Regions from separate parts of the Homo sapiens genome. Here region 1 is linked to region 2. A link is an interaction called in ENCODE POLR2A ChIA-PET data of the cell type or tissue named here. Cell type or tissue: A673. All regions are shown on one strand.

The links. Peaks named below come from ENCODE experiments on the same cell type or tissue, not always from the same donor. Only the 100,000 strongest peaks of a DNase experiment are listed, where the experiment ranks them.
Region 1: POLR2A ChIA-PET joins it to region 2 with 18 read pairs; 4 of 35 experiments call an interaction of 5 or more read pairs at or near these places.

The regions. Positions count from the first base shown.
Region 1 is chr3:130,899,635-130,907,634 of GRCh38, forward strand. All of the region lies in intron 2 of ATP2C1 (ATPase secretory pathway Ca2+ transporting 1), which reads left to right. Among named protein-coding and RNA genes, the nearest start is that of ATP2C1, 9.6 kb to the left of the region's middle. RefSeq lists an enhancer at 1,551-1,600. In A673, no CTCF peak of the experiment used is centred here; a DNase peak (open chromatin) is centred at 6,177.
Region 2 is chr3:131,005,590-131,013,589 of GRCh38, forward strand. It overlaps a transcript of ATP2C1 not described here. Among named protein-coding and RNA genes, the nearest start is that of ASTE1, 17 kb to the right of the region's middle. In A673, no CTCF peak of the experiment used is centred here; no DNase peak of the experiment used is centred here; H3K27ac peaks cover 695 bases.

The sequences.
Region 1 (8,000 bases), 110 kb before region 2:
CTACGACAAAAGTATAAATCGTAGAATTACAAATAAATTACACCAATTGTGTTAAATTAGGTTGGTTTAGACTAAACCTGTGATGTGTTTAGAAAAAGTTTGAATGAAATGTTGAAAAGCTGTCCTAGATTATAGACAGAAGACAGTAATAGTCGGGGTCAGAAGCATTATCTTAAGATGGCCGTAACTGGGTGTCTGATTCAATTTCTATCTCTGCTTTTTTTAATTCTGCTATAGGTATTAGAGAATGTGTGAATTGGAATTATTTAATATACCTGTTAGTTGTAATTGCTTTCTTAAGTAAAGGCCTTTTGGTTTGACATTTGGTCATTTCGTAAACATGCTGACCTAAACTCGTGTCCCTCCCTCAGAAGGAAATACGTTAATTTAGTATGACATCCTTTTTTTTCCCTTTGTGCTTATTTATTTATTTATTTTTTTGAGATGGAGTCTCACTCTGTAACCCAGGCTGGGCTGGGACACAGTAGCATCATTATAGCTCACCAAAGCCCCTAACTCCTGGACTAATGCGATCTCCCTGCCTTAGCCTCCTGAGTAGCTGGGATTATAAGCACACATCACTATACCCAGCTAATTTCTTAATTTTTTTAAAGACGAGGTCTTGATATATTGCCCATGCTGGTCTTGAACTCCTGGACTCAAGCAGTCTTATTGCCTTGGCCTCCCAAATTGTTGGAATTATAGGCATGAGCCACCGTGCCCAGCTTTAGTATGACATTCTTTATTCTTTTAGAAAGCTTTGAGATATTGATGCATCCTTATAGAAATTACTTTCATTTATTTATTTACTTACTTAAAACAGCTTGATAAAGTTGGAAAAAGCAGGACCCTAAATAATAAATATATTTGCCATCAGCCTTTTATAGGAAAACTCAGAAATAATAAGTGGAAATATTTAGGATGTCACTCATCAGACTTTTTTTTTGAATATGTAAATGTGTTTTTTTGAAAATTTAAACACGCAAAGTAAAAATTAAAAGTTTTGGTTAAGTTGTGAATTTCAGAAATTTATCTTGGTTATGGTGTCCTGAAGTTAAAAAGAATAGAGCATTAGTACATTAGTACATAAACGTTCTGTTATTCTCTGCCTAAGGGCAAGATCCAACTTTGAACCAGGTCCTGGATTTCCTCTCATCTTAAATCGGAGCCTTTTTCATTTGTAGTATAAATAAATTAGCCTTTTGATGCTGTGATTTTATTTGTATATGTTATATATGAGATTTATATCTCTCTTTGTATGCAGGCATTTCACTAGATTTTGTTTGGCCATCTATTTTTAGTGTTTCCCTAGCAGCATGTTTGCTTTACCTGCCTTCATCTAGGTTTCTACATCATCAGGGGTGGAAATATTAGTTGGCTTAATTAAGCTTGGGAGTTGTACCTTACTTGCTCTGTTGAGTGTCAGTTCTACCTTCTTTTGAAGCAGGCAAAAGCAGTTCATGGCACAAATGCCAGAAATAGCATGCAAACCACTTTGTAGTGGTATGCAAACTAATTTCTGCTGTGTCCTTTTCTTAATGCTTGTGAGGGTTACTGTTTACTTAAGAGTTAATATTTGGCTTATGAAACTAGTATCAGATGAGAAATTCCAGCATCCCTCCCCACCCCAGAGAAAGATGTGGTCATTGGGGACTGCTCTGAAGTCTGCCAGCCCTCTATCCTAAAAGTTGGTAGATCAGTTATTATATCTTGATATGTACCCCTAATTCATATGAGGGGCCAAGAGAGATTAGTTACTCCTGATTTCATCTGTTAGAAGATAAAGGGAGTGTGGTTTGTATCTATATTAGAGTAATGGGAATGAAGGGTAGGGATGGATGACAGAGATATTTTACTCCTAGGAAAAATCAGCAGGACTTGGACAGTGACTAGATACAGAGAATTAAGGGAATAGTTGAATCAGACATGACTGCAAGATGTCATTTGGGTCAGTGAAGGTGCCATTGATTGTGGTTGAAGGAGTGAGCCGATTTAGGGGCTGGCTGAAGGGAATATATAGGTCAGACTGTCATGATGTGAGGCTCATATAGCTATGCATGGAGAGAGGTGTTAAATCAAGCACCAGGATTCAAAGTGAGCTCTTGAAGGCAGAGACCTCAATTTGTCCTTTATTCATCTTGAACAGACTCTGGGACGTACCTACTGTCAATTGAATGAAAATGCTGGCTTCTTCCTTCTAAGTGGTTCTCATCTCAGGATTGTTTTGCCCCCGGGGGACATTTGGCAATGTTTAGAGAAATGCTGGGTTGTCACAACTCAAAGTATGCTACTGGCATCCAGTGTGTAGAGACCAGGGATGCTGGTAAGCATGCTACAATCCGTAAGACAGCATCTTCTACCTCCCCCCGCCACCCTCAAAATTTTTTAGCCCCAGATGTCAATGGTGCCAAGATTGAGAAACACTGTTCTAACAAACGGCAAGGAAGTTGACTCCTCTAAGCCTTGGTTTCCTCACTTGTAAAGAGATTATGACTACTTCAGGTTTGTTAGAATTAGACCAGGCAGGGTGTGTACAAGTGCCTGGCATGAAAGAGCCTCTCAGCAAATCCTAATTTCCCTTACCTTACTTGATGAATAGATTTAGGGGAGTTACTTTTGGTCTTTTAACTGCTAATTTCAAGGCTTCACGTTTTTTTTTTTTGTTTTTTTTTTTTTTTTTTTTTTTTTCTGAGAGGTGAGTGGGATGCCTAGGAAACATAGAGTAGCTTTTATAATCTTAATGCTTTTCTCATGGTTTTATCAAATTATGATTTTGATTATACTTTGGTTTGGGTTTGTACTATTTCAGGATTCAGTATTTAGTGTTCACCTAGCAGTAGACAATGAAGTTAAACCCTTAGTGTAGATCAATGAAGTTAAGCCCTTAAATTTTACTTTTTAGCCTGTAAATACATTTTATGTATTATTTATTGCTCACAGAACTGTTATTGTTTGGAAGCAATTTTACTATTCTTTGAAATCAAGACCAAAATGTACTGAATTTTATTTCTCATGGAAAATGCTAGACCTCCTATGTCTATTGCCTTTTTCCTTTTTATCCATTTATTCTAACTAGACCCCCCCCGAAGTCAGAACTCTTCCTTAGATTTCCTTTTTAGGGTCTTCATTAGGTGGCTTTCTTTTGCTTGTCGGGTGTCTTTTTACTTTATTTTGTAAGGTGTTGAATATTCCCTTTATTTTGTAAGGTGTTGAATGTTTCAGTGGTGTTAGGGACAGGACCACCGATATTTTCATCTCTAATACCAATCCCTTAGTGATCTATTCCAGTCATAGCCTCAGTGTTTAAAGTCTCCTTACATGTACATAGTTGTGTGGCATTCTCATTTTTAGGGAGTCACTGGAATTCTTTGCTGCTATTTCTTTCCTTTTAGGAAAAAAACCGGTTTACTCTTACTATACATTATTTTCTCCATCTATAGAATGGAATTACTGTAGGTAAAAGTCCTTGAGTTCGGTAAACTATGTATTGGACTTACTAATGTACGTTTTATTAATTGCAGGTGGAATTTAGAAATAACCTGCCTGTTTTTCATCTTAAACTAAGATTATTTAAATATTCCATTCATTAATTAGTTGGTTAGAAAAATTAGCTTTTGAGGAACACCACTTAAACATGGAAAATAATAACAGAGTACATTTTGTGACAGCAAATAAATTATCGGTTAACTTAACCCTATAGGATTCAAAGTTGGTAGCTTTAAATGATATTAAATTGTATTTGACTGTCAACTGCTTTTAAAGGCTTACGTGGCTCCCCATTGTACCTGTAGTTATTTAGGTCTGGAAGCACAGGGTGTTAAGAATGCCACCATAATGTCTTTTCATAAGGGTTTGGTTTGTCATAGCCTGTAAAATTAGGTTCACCAGTTAGCTGCTTTATGAAATGAATGTCATTGGTCATGGTGGGGGAGGTATTAGGAGAAGGTATAAAGGAATCTAAAAAAACTTTCTTTCTTTCTCTCCCTCCCTCCCTTCTTTCCTTCTGCCCCTTCCTCCCCCCTTTCCTTTCCTTTTTCCTCTTTCCCCTTTCCCATTTCCCCTTTCCCCTTTCCTTTCCTTTCCTTTCCTTTCCTTTCCTTTCCATCTTCTGTATTGCTAGTAAAATAATTGTTGCTCACTGAAGGCTTTAAAAAACACTGGTTGCATGCTTAATATAGGATGGCAACAAAATGGACGGGTTTAAAAAATATGTAGATGGTATGATACCCCTTTCCTCCATCCTTGTACCAAATTTCTTTCAAACCTAGAATAATTTATACAAACAGATGTATCAGTAGATGGAGTATTATGCCCACTTTTTAATTTAATGATCAAAAAATGCCAAATTCTTCCCAGAGTGGCAGTATAATTCAGATGTAGTTAACTGTTGGATGCAAATTCAATTATGGTAGAAAGATTTACTTTACTTTGAGAGGTTTTTCTAAAATCTTCTAAAATTATGTTGATTTTTAAAATTTGAAATAACTTTAGACTTACATAAAAGGTATAAAAATAGTACAAAGAGGTCCTGGATATCTTTTGCCCAGTTACTCCTAATGTTAACATCTTATATAACCATAGTATAATTATTAAAACCAGGACATTCACATTTATAAACTATCCTTTTTCTAGTTCAGGATCCAATTTGGGATCCTACCTTGCATTTAGTTATCATCATGTTAGTCTCCTCCCATCTGTTAAGCTTTTCAGTCTTTTTTTTCTCTCATCTTTTATAAATGTTACTGACACTTTTGAAGAGTACTGTTAGTTATTTTTTAGAATGTTTCTCAATATGGGGTTGTCAGATCTTCACCCGTGATTAGCATGTCTTATGATGGGTGAAGTTAATGTGATCACTTGGTTAAGGCTGTGTCTGCCAGATTTCTTCATTGTAAAGTTACTGCTTTTTCCTTTGTAATAATAAATGTTCATTTTAACCTTGTAGTTGTATAATAATTAGTAATTCCTTTGTAATTAATACCTTCCTCTAGTGGGGAGGTACTGCAAATATACTGTGTCCCATCATACTTATCATGGGCCAGTTTTGCAATATCCTGTGTTCCATCATACTTTACATGGGCAAGTTTTGCTATCTATCAATGGTTCTTAACTGGCAGCAGTTATTACTGCTTTGGTCTTTGCTTAATGGCGAGTTTTCTATTTCACTCATTCTTACTATATTTGGAATTCTACAATTAAGGAAGTACTGTCCTCTTTACTTATTAATTATCCAATTAATTTATTTACATGGCTTTGTGGATATTTTGCCTTATGGGTTAAAATCCAGTAATTGTTGCTCAAGTCATTCTCGCTTTGGTTATTGAGGGCACTTGAAAATTTGTTCCTGTGTCTTTTCTACAATACCCTCTCTCATTTTGTGAGCACTAATTTACTTTCTGGTATCACATGATGTTCTGGGTGTATCTTGTATTTTTCCTGCTTGCACCAGCCATGGAATCAACCATTTTTCCAGGGAGCTGAGTTCATTTTACTAGAGAATGATATCTAGAAACCAAGATCTGGGTGCCAGGTGTGCTCCATGCTACTGGGTGTCATTGCTTCTAGGCTCTCTTAGTAGATAGAGCTAGCAGTGTATATGTTTGGTAACATGTATGAACACATATGTTTTTATTTTCTTATCTATCCATCTATGTATATAAATAAAAAACTGCCAGTGATGCTGCCAGTTCTGTTCTTCCACCATAGGGTCCATTTTGGTCTTTTTTCCTGTTCAGCCCTTTTCTCTTTCTTTGTTACTTCCTTCTCCAAAGGTGAGAAACTGTTCTCAACCACAGTATATTGACTTACTTGTTTCATCCGAGTACACACAAACAAAAGTAGTTTTAGAATTAGTGACCTATTCATTCCCTGGTGAGAAACACAGTTTTAAACTAGAGTACAATATTTGTCTTTAACTTTATGGTATACAGGCAAATTCTGTTTTCAGAAGTTACTTGGGTTCTTTTCATCCCTGCCTAAGGGTTATGTTAGTCACTTGTAATAAAATTAGGTTCACTTGTTATTGTTTGTATGCTGTTTTAAGTTCCTCCTACATCCTGTTTCATCATAGCACAGTATCCCTCTCCCATTTATTTATGATAAAGATGTGTTCTTAAAAGGACTGGATTTGCTTAAGGTTGGGTACAGCTGTAATTGCTTTGCCAGACAGCAGTTAAAGGACATGTGCTTTGGCAATCATTCTCTTGGGCTTGCTTGCCTGGTTCCTTAGTTTCAGCTCTCATTTCTACATCGTTTACACTTGGGAATTGATATCAGCTGTGGCCCCATAACTGTCAGTGCTTGAAATCATGCCCATCGACTAAATCTTATTTGTTCTGTATGCACAGTTTTAGACCCGGAGCCACCTACAGTATGAATACTAATTCTCTCATAGCTGTGGTAAATCATGAAGTATTTTGTAGACCCTGTCCTTTACTGGGTTTTTCTTTTTCAAGATAGAATCACTTACCACAAAATTTGTCATTTTAAAGTGTATAATTCAGTGGTTTTTAGTATAGTCACAAAATTGTATATTGATATAATTCTAGAACATTTTTATCACCCCAGAAAGAAACCCCTTACCCATTAGCAGTCACTTCCCATTCTCCCCTTTCGCTAGCCCCTGGTAACCACTAATCTACTTTGTCTTTATGGATTTGCCTGTTCTGGGTATTTCATATAAATTGAATCATACAATATGTGACCTTTTATGTCTGGCTTCTAGCACGTGTTAGTACTTCATTTCTTTTTGCGATGAAATAATATTCCATTGTATGGATATACACATTTTGTTTATTCATCAGTTTCTACTTTTTGTCAAAAAATAACACTATTGTGAGCATTCATGTATGGGTTTTTGTGTAAACATGTTTTCAGTTTTTTCAGGTGTATACTTAGGAGTAGAAGTGCTGGGTCATGGTAATTCTATCTTTAATTTATTGAGTAACTGCCATAGTGGTTGAACCATTTTTTCATTCCCACTAGCAGTGTATGAGGCTTTCTTTTAATTAATTTCTCCACATCCTCTCCAACATTTTGCTGTTTTTTTTTTTTTTTTCCATTGCATCCTAGGGGGTATGAAGTGGTTTCACATTGTAGTTTTGATTTGCGTTTCCCAAATGACTAATGATGTGTCAAGGATCTTTTGCATGGATTCTTCATGCAAAAGAATGAAGGTGGACTCTTATCTCACAGCATATGCAAAAATCATTTCTGCACTCTGACTTCTAATCTGTTGGTTTATAAGTCTTTGCAGATCCAAGTACCACAATGTTTTGGTTACTGTAGATTTTGCGATAAGTTAGTTTTGCAACTAGGAAGTGTGATGTGCTTATTGGTTATTTGTATATCTTTGGAGAAATGTCTATTCAAATCTTTTGACCATTTTGTAATTTGGTTATTTACTTTTTTGTTGAGTTGTAAGAGTTCTTTATATATATGTGTGTACACACACACACACACACACACATACGTTTATTCTGGATACTGGATAGGAATATATTCTATACTTGTACCAGTATACAAAGATGTTTACCTAAGAGTGTTCACTGCAGCAATGTTTATAAGATAATTATCAGAGATATGGTTTGTAAATATTTCTCCCATTCTGTGGATTACCTGTTCACTTTCTGAATGGTATCCTCTACATCAGAAACTTTTAAAATTGTGATGAAGTCCAATTTATATATGTGTTTCTTTTATTGTTTGTGCTTTATATATCTAGGAAACCATTGCCTGATTCAATGTGATGAAGATTATAAGAATTTTATAGTTTAACTCTCACGCTTGATCCATTTTGAGTTCATTTTTGCATATGATGTGACATAAGGGCCCACCTTCATTCTTTTGCATAGAATATCCAGTTATCCCAATACTGTTTGTTAAAAAGACTATTCTTTTTCCATTGAATGTCTTGGCACCCTTGTCAAAAATCAATTGACCAGAAATTATGGGTTTATTTCTAGACTCTGAATTCTATTCTGTTGGTTTATATGTCTTTG
Region 2 (8,000 bases):
TCTTTGAGATTTCCCAGACGGATGTGTTAATCAAAGCTATAGCTGACTAATTATAAGCTAGTAGAAAAACAAGCATCCATTTTTTTTGTTGTTGTTAAATTAAGCGATAAGTCAAAGTAAACTCAGCTTTCACAAAATAAGATTTTCTTTAAAAACTTTCCTTTAGCATAGTTATTAATCAGCAAACAGTTGTGTAAATTCAAAATGCAGAAGGACAAGATAATATTTCAATCTCCTTTGTTGTTGAATGTTAATAGGGAATCTGTTATTAAGGTTACTGACTGGAAAACACTGATCTGAATTACTGGTAGCAATTTTTTTGATACATGTAGTAAGACACTTTCTAAGAGGTGAGAGCGTGTGTGTGTGTGTATATGTGTGTGTCTGTTTATGTGGCATACCACATAGCTTAAGGTATGCCACGTAAGGAAACCCCAATGAGTAAATAACATTACCATTAGAAAACAGCTACTTACTCTGAATGAGTAATTATGGCAGAAGAGTAGAAAACAATGTTGGTTTTTCATTTGTTTGTTTTTTGAGAAGGAGTCTTGCTCTGTTGCCCAGGCTGGAGTGCAGTGGTGCGATCTTGGCTCACTGCAACCTTTGCTTCCTGAGTTCAAGTGATTCTCCTGCCTCAGCCTCCCGAGTAGCTGGGATTACAGGCCTGTGCCACCATGCCCAGCTAATTTTTGCATATTTAGTAGAGACAGGGTTTTACCATGTTGGTCAGGCTGGTCTCGAATTCCTGACCTCAGGTGATCCATGCGCCTCAGCCTCCCAAAGTGCTGGGATTACGGGCATGAGCCACCACGGTTGGCCTGTTTATTTTTTTAAATTTTACTCGTAATTTTTTTGGCCTTTCTAGCCTCATATCCTACACAATGCTCCAATACAGTCCACTTCCAGATCATTTTGGACAGTGTTACTTTAAGTTGAAATCGTTTTTTCTCTGTCCCAATGTTGAGAATCAGAGCTTTTACCTCTACTTCAGAGCCCAGTGAAATGCCAACAAGAATAACCTTTCCAGATTTCTAGTGTGTGTTTGTGTGTGTGTGTGTGTGTGTGTGTGTGTGTGTGTAGTACAGTTTCTTGTACACTTTTTTTTTTTTTGGCAGGGTGTTGCTCTGTAGTGTGATCATGGCTCACTGCAGCCTGGACATCCTGGGCTCAAGTGATCCTCCTATCTCAGCCTCTCAAGTAGCTGGGACTGCAGGTGCATGCCACCATACCTAGCTAATTTTGTGTATTTTTTTTTGGTAGAGATTAGGTTTTGCCATGTTGCCCAGGCTGGTCTCAAACTCCTGGGCTCAAGCAATCTGCCCACTTTGGCCTCTCAAAGTGCTGGGATTATAAGCGTGAGCCATCACGCCCAGCCTCATTTCTTGTAAACACTCTTTGAATGTAGCAATAAGTTTGCATATAAAATTGTGGGATTTTATGTTTTAGAAAGCATTAAAAATTTAAGTTGAAAACACTTGTTGATAAATCTAAACAGAAATTTGGTGATCTCTTTCATTCAAAATTAAATGTCAAAGTTTGGGGAGAAAAGTGAAAACAATTATTTGAGCCATTAGTTTTTATCCTTAGAAATCCTTTTCTAATGTAAATCTGCTGGTGTTCTCGTGTACACGTGAACATATATGATGTAACAGCCTGTGCTTGCACAGCTGCTCCAGGTAGATGGTGTTTCATTTGCAGGTCACCGTACACACCTGATTTTGCTATTCCTATCCTGTTTTACGCAAATCTGGCCAAACTGACAAATATACTGACAAAGGCCCACATTTCTGTGGTGGCTTCATGGCTGTTAGGCCTGACAGAACTTCTTTTCATATTTAACCCAAGGGTGCCCCAGAATCATTATTTCTTAAGCAATAGTTGCATTGCTCTACTTAATAACCCTTTTGAGTAGAAACCACATCTCATTGTTATGAGCACTCAATGCCAGAAACTGAGCAAACTGTTCTATATAAATTCCAGAGATCCATTTTTGGGCTCTGGATTTGTAGCTTTTGAAAAATGTGCCTTTTAATACAGTTTTTTAAAAAATTACTAATCTTCTCAACTACATTAAAGAACTTTCTATTAAAGTTTTCTCTGATAAGTATACCAAAGTGCCCTTTAGTTGACAAGTGACAATTTGGTGCCATCTTAGGGTCATAAATAAAATACCATATAATGCCTGGACCATTGCTCTTATCAGGTCTGCATCTTGCAGGCATACTGTGAAACACGTGATATGTGCATCTTACAAATAGGTGACTGTAGAAAATGTATGTCTGATAGGAAAGACATGACAAACTTTACATTTAAGCATTATTAGATCAATTTTAACAAGCTATAAATTAGTATGTTTTAATTCCTATTCCTGTCTCATTCATCTGTGTGGTTGCGTAATAGGATTGCATTAGATTTTGTAAGTATTTTTCTATGTGGAGTGGGTCTGGATGGTTGGATGGTCCATGCATCAGCTAGAGGTATTACAAGTTAGGGAAATAGTTTAATTTGATCTTGTTTAACTCACCCACATGGAGCTATTATTTAGTTTTGGTGTAGAAACTATGGCCAGGCATGGTGACTCACACCCTTAATCCCAGCACTTTGAGAGGCTGGGGAAGGCGGGTTGCTTGAGGCCAGGAGTTCGAGACCAGTCTGGCCAACATGGCGAAACTAAAAATACAAAAATCTGTAGAGCGTGGTGATGCATCCCTGTAATCCCAGCTTCTTGGGAGGCTGAGAACCAGAACTGCTTGAACCTGGGAGGTGGAGGCTGCAGTGAGCCTAGATTGCGCCACTGCACTCCAGCCTGGGCAACAGAACAAGACTGTCTCAAAAAAAAAAAAAAAAAGGAAAGAAAAGAAAAACTGTGCCATGCTGGTCAAATTCTCCTGTTGCTTATTTTTGTAAATAAAGTTTTATTAGAACACAACTATCCACATTCATTTACAATATTGTTTATTGGCACTGTCATGCTGTGGCAGCAAAGGTGAGCAGTTGCAGCAAAGGTGAGCAGTTGCAAGGGACTATATGACCTGTAAAGCCTAAAATATTTACTATCTAGCCCTTTGTAGAAAGTTTGCCTACTCATTTAGATATTCAAAAAGAGGAAAATAGGCCCTGTACCTTGCATTCAGTGGATTAGAAAGGAAGTACCATCAATTTTCTCTACCCTCCAATCTCCCAACAGTATATTCTCTCTTGAATGGATGCTCTTGGTAGCAGATTTGATGTCAGTGACTACTCTGAGTCTCCATCAAGGCCCCCATGTAGAGAAAGTCAGAGTGTCTCAGACTGTTGTTAAAACATCATCAACCAGGAGGACATGCCATCACATTATCAAGGCTTCTTGTTCTTACAGTGGCTGGAGTGTTCTGATCTGCCGTCCCATCTGAATTGTGCTTCCCATCTCTCTCTCTTTGCTCACCCAATTTTTTATCCATCTGAAGCAGTCTGCTCCTATCTGGTTGATGGGCTCACTTCTACCTCTTGGATGCACAAGAGAAGTGGAGGTTTCCCTCCTATTGGTTGTACAAACCCAGAGAAATAAAGCTTAATCTGAATAGGCTTAAGTATGTTATCTTGCTTAGAGAAGACAACATTTAGTAATAGCAGAAACTAAACTATCCTAACAGCTCAGTCTTAGGGAAAAAATATACTCACTAACTCATTTTTTCAGAACAGAACATTCTAAACCAAAACATATTTGCATAGTTCCCACAGATACCAAAAGGTGACTGTATATGTGCATGTATACATAAATATAAAAATATATTTATATTTTGAGAGAAAGACTTAGCTATTTTAACCAAATAGAATGTTTTCAGGAGTAGCAGGAATAGAAGAGATTGCATGTGCATTGTAGCATGTTCATTTTTCATTTGATTTCTGTCCCTAAAAACAGAATCCAGTGAAACTAGCTGGAAATACTTCTTTCATGTATTATCTCATTCATTTACTTCTCTCATTTTAACAGACTGTTATATGGCCTGGTGCAGTCACGCCTTTTAAATTTTAAAACTTCCTTCCTTAACATGAAGTTCTCGTCTTAGAATTTTTACAGCTGGATGGACTTGAATTTGGTATTACTCACACCTCTGGAAAGAAATGCAGAAGCAGCTTATCCTGTATGGCTCAGAAAGCTGTTGCTGAAAGTGGGGTGTAATGTTTTTAATACATTTTTCCAAGAGTAGTATTTAATTTCAAATTGGTACAAGATGCAGAATCACTTTCAGCTGTGATGACTGAAATGTGTCATTAAGACATTACGAGATAAACACCAAGTACCCCACATCTGTCTTATTGAAAATACAGTGTCATATTTTGAGTCAGGCACCACTGAAAGTTTATCCTTTTATGGAACTTCCTGGTCTTGGTAGTGACAGCTTTCCAGGTGCTGCTCAGGTAAATGGTACACCAGCCAGCCAAACAGCATGTGGTAGAGAGCAGCACCCAGTGAAATCTGGCAAACTTGCTAGGGGGAAAACTGGGTTTGGCCTCCTTAGGATTATGGAGTAGGGCCAGGTTATAACCCTGGTAGTTGCAGGAAGAGGAAATTCCTAGGAAATGGTAATATCTGCTCTTCATCTTTTTCTATCTTTTTTTTTTTTTTTTTTTTTGAGATAGAGTCTTGCTCTGTTGCCCAGGCTGGAGTGCAGTGGAACGATCTCGGCTCACTGCAAGCTCTGCATCCCGGGTTCACACCATTCTCCGGCCTCAGCCTCCCAAGTAGCTGGGACTACAGGTGCCCGCCACCACACCCGGCTGATATTGTTTTTGTATTTTTAGTAGAGACGGGGTTTCACCATGTTAGCCAGGATGGTCTCGATCTCCTGACCTCGTGATCTGCCCACCTCAGCCTCCCAAAGTGCTGGGATTACAGGTGTGAGCCACCACGCCCGGCCACCTTTTTCTATCTTTAAACATGCCAAGGGCTCTTTCAAATTGGGCTTTAAAAACACTACAGAAAACTCTCTGAACATAGGAAAAAGGGCTCAAGGGGGACAGGTACTCACATGGGGATAATTCCTTCTGGTCTTTTTTCATTATTTTCTAAGTTTGAGCTTGGCTGCCCATTGAAATTGTCTTGGTAGTTTTCTACCCTTTCCAGTGTGGCTACGGCTGGAGTTGCTATAATATTCTCACATTCCTGCCCATCTTTCTTCTTCACCATATTTGATAGTGTTGATCTCCTTTGCCTCTGCAAAATTCTGCTCTTAAACCTGTGGCAACTCTGGTCTCACGTTGTCTTAATCTTTGTACTGCTTAACACTCACTCACTTCTTCCCACATTCCTTGCTTTGCCCTGGCTTTTCATGTGCGGATATAACAATGGCTATCACTTATAACACACTTTTAGTATCAGGCACTGTGCTAAGTAACTTAAATATACTTGTTATTGTATCTTTTACACAATAATTTGGACTGTTATAATCCTTATTTTGCAAGTAGGGCAACTGAGGCATAGTCATTGATTTATTTCCTTTTGTGCACAAAGGAGAAAAAGATAATTCTAAGGGCTTTTTAGCTATGGTCTTTATCTTCTGAAATTCAAATTCAGATGTCAAAAGGTTAATTTGAATTCTTTCCCCATGATCAAATGGCATGAAAGACCTGTGATTATATTTACAGGATGCATATTAAACTTTCAAGGTCCAGGTGTCTCAAAAAGTGCTTTTAAAAAATAGACTTCCAGTATAATTTTATCACCACTAAATACAGAACATGATTAGGTTATAGTAAAAGTTTTCCTGTCTCTGCAGCTTTCTCTCTAAAATTTATTCATCTTAGCTGCCCAGAGTTCCTTTTGTTACTTGAACTGCTAATTGAAGACAGTTTCCAAAGCCTAAGATGAGATTTCATTTGTTAGAACTGAATTAGAAAGAGCAGGACCTAATCACTTGATTGCAAACATAGGAAACTAGATTTTGGAAAGGGAATATGGGATGTACAATATTCTGCTTCTACACAGGTGTTCCTAATGTATATCTGATCTCAATTTTAAAATTCCTATTCTTTAAAGCCAGGTCAAAAGCCAGGTCTGAGAATCTTCTTGTGATTTAACCTCTTCTCATCCTGGTGACCGCTGTTTCCTTATTGTAGTATTCAGTCTGCACTTTGCCATTTTGCACTTGACAGACTGCTTTATGTAAGGGTAAAAACCACAGTTACTTTTGCACCAACTTAATAAAATAATCTCTTGTCATTTCATTGTGTGTTGTCTCCCAAGCAGCCTGAACAAGAATGTCTTCTGCAGGGGGTTCAGGTGCTATGTCATCATTTTTCGGTGAACCACCTTACATACTCCTGTGAAGTGCCTGTGACCTCTCATCTAATACATGTAGGAGAAGATATACACCAGAGTAGTATACTTAAAGGGACATTATTAGACTGTCACTGCTTTACTGCAAGGCTGGATAATTTCAGTGGAATGGTCCTGAGTGCCATGGTTAGAGAAAGGAACCTGACTTATTACTTCTGCTGGAGGAGGACACTTTTAATGAAAGAAAAACATGGTAGATGTAATTCAGTGGTTTTAAGAAGCAGTGTTGATGATAACCCAGGAAATGGGACAGTTATATTAATATAGTCTCCAGATTAGCTTCAAACTCCAGGAATCAAGGTAGGGAGGATTTGATATAACAACGGTCTTACATGGTTTTTCTTTTTTCTTTTTTTTTTTTTTTTTGAGACAGTCTTGCTCTGTCACCCAGGCTGGAGTACAGTGGCGCCATCTCGGTTCACTGCAGCCTCTGTCTCCCGGGTTCAAGCAGTTCTCCCGCCTCAGCCTCCTGAGTAGCTGGGACTACAGGTGCCCTCCATGATGCCCGGCTAATTTTTGTATTTTTAGTAGAGACGGGGTTTCACCATGTCGGCCAGGCTGGTCTTGAACTCCTGACCTCAAATGATCTGCCTGCCTTGGCCTTCCAAAGTGCTGGGATTACAGGTGTGAGCCACTACATCCAGCACCGGTCTCACATGTTTATAGTCCTCATTAGATACCTTATTTTCCAGTAACATTTCTTCTCAAAAATAGATGTACTTGACTACTCTTTTCTTGATTCTTCTGGGAGTAACCATCTCTTTGGAGATGGTTGTTAGTAAGGTTATAAAAATAACCTTACTGAGGAACTCCCATGCAATCCTCTGAAAATAATAAAAATTTCCTTATTTCAAGAACTCTTATTTAACAAAGTAATTGTTAGGGTTGAATACTCTAGGGGCAAATGATTTATTGTGCCTTTTGTAAAAGTCAACACTTGGCAGGTGTGTGTTTGACACTGGCTGATGCTGGGCTTATTTCTCTAAGAGTATGGTAATTCTAGTAAAGTAAAGAAAATTGTTTATCAGATATTAGGAACTGTACATAGGCCTGCTCAAAATGGCAGCTTTAAAGCTACCTTTAGGGCTATTCCTGATGGAATATACCAGTGGGAGAGTACAGAAGGAAGAACACAATTTGTATGAATACAAGTAAAATGAAGGTTGAGTATATTTTCAGATCTTGCCCAATGCATTTATTCTACTTGGTTCTCTTTATTTTCAAGTTCTCATTTGGAACTGGCCGGCACTTTCAGAACTCTGGGTATTTCTAATTTTAGCAGCCTCTATTTGGCAGTATTTTCCAGAGCAGTACCTTTTAAACTTCTTCCCTACAGTCCACAGTAAGGAATATATTTTACACAATCACCTAATACATGATATGTATATCTGATATTTTCCATTCTAACTTTTTCATTAAAAAATGCTGGGTATGACTCATTAAATACTTTCACATCTCATTAATGGGTCAAAATCTGTAGTATAAAGAGGGCATAGGGTCTGGTATTGCTGCATATATCTCTTGATATTTTCACTTCTCACTGTTTCCTCCTTCTCCAGGTCTAACAGCTCAGGATGCTGTTTCTTATTTGGCTGAAGCCATTAGTTTCAACTTCTCCTTTAAAACCTGGAGTGCACCTAAAGTGCTCTTCAATCCTGTCATGGTCTCATTGACTAAG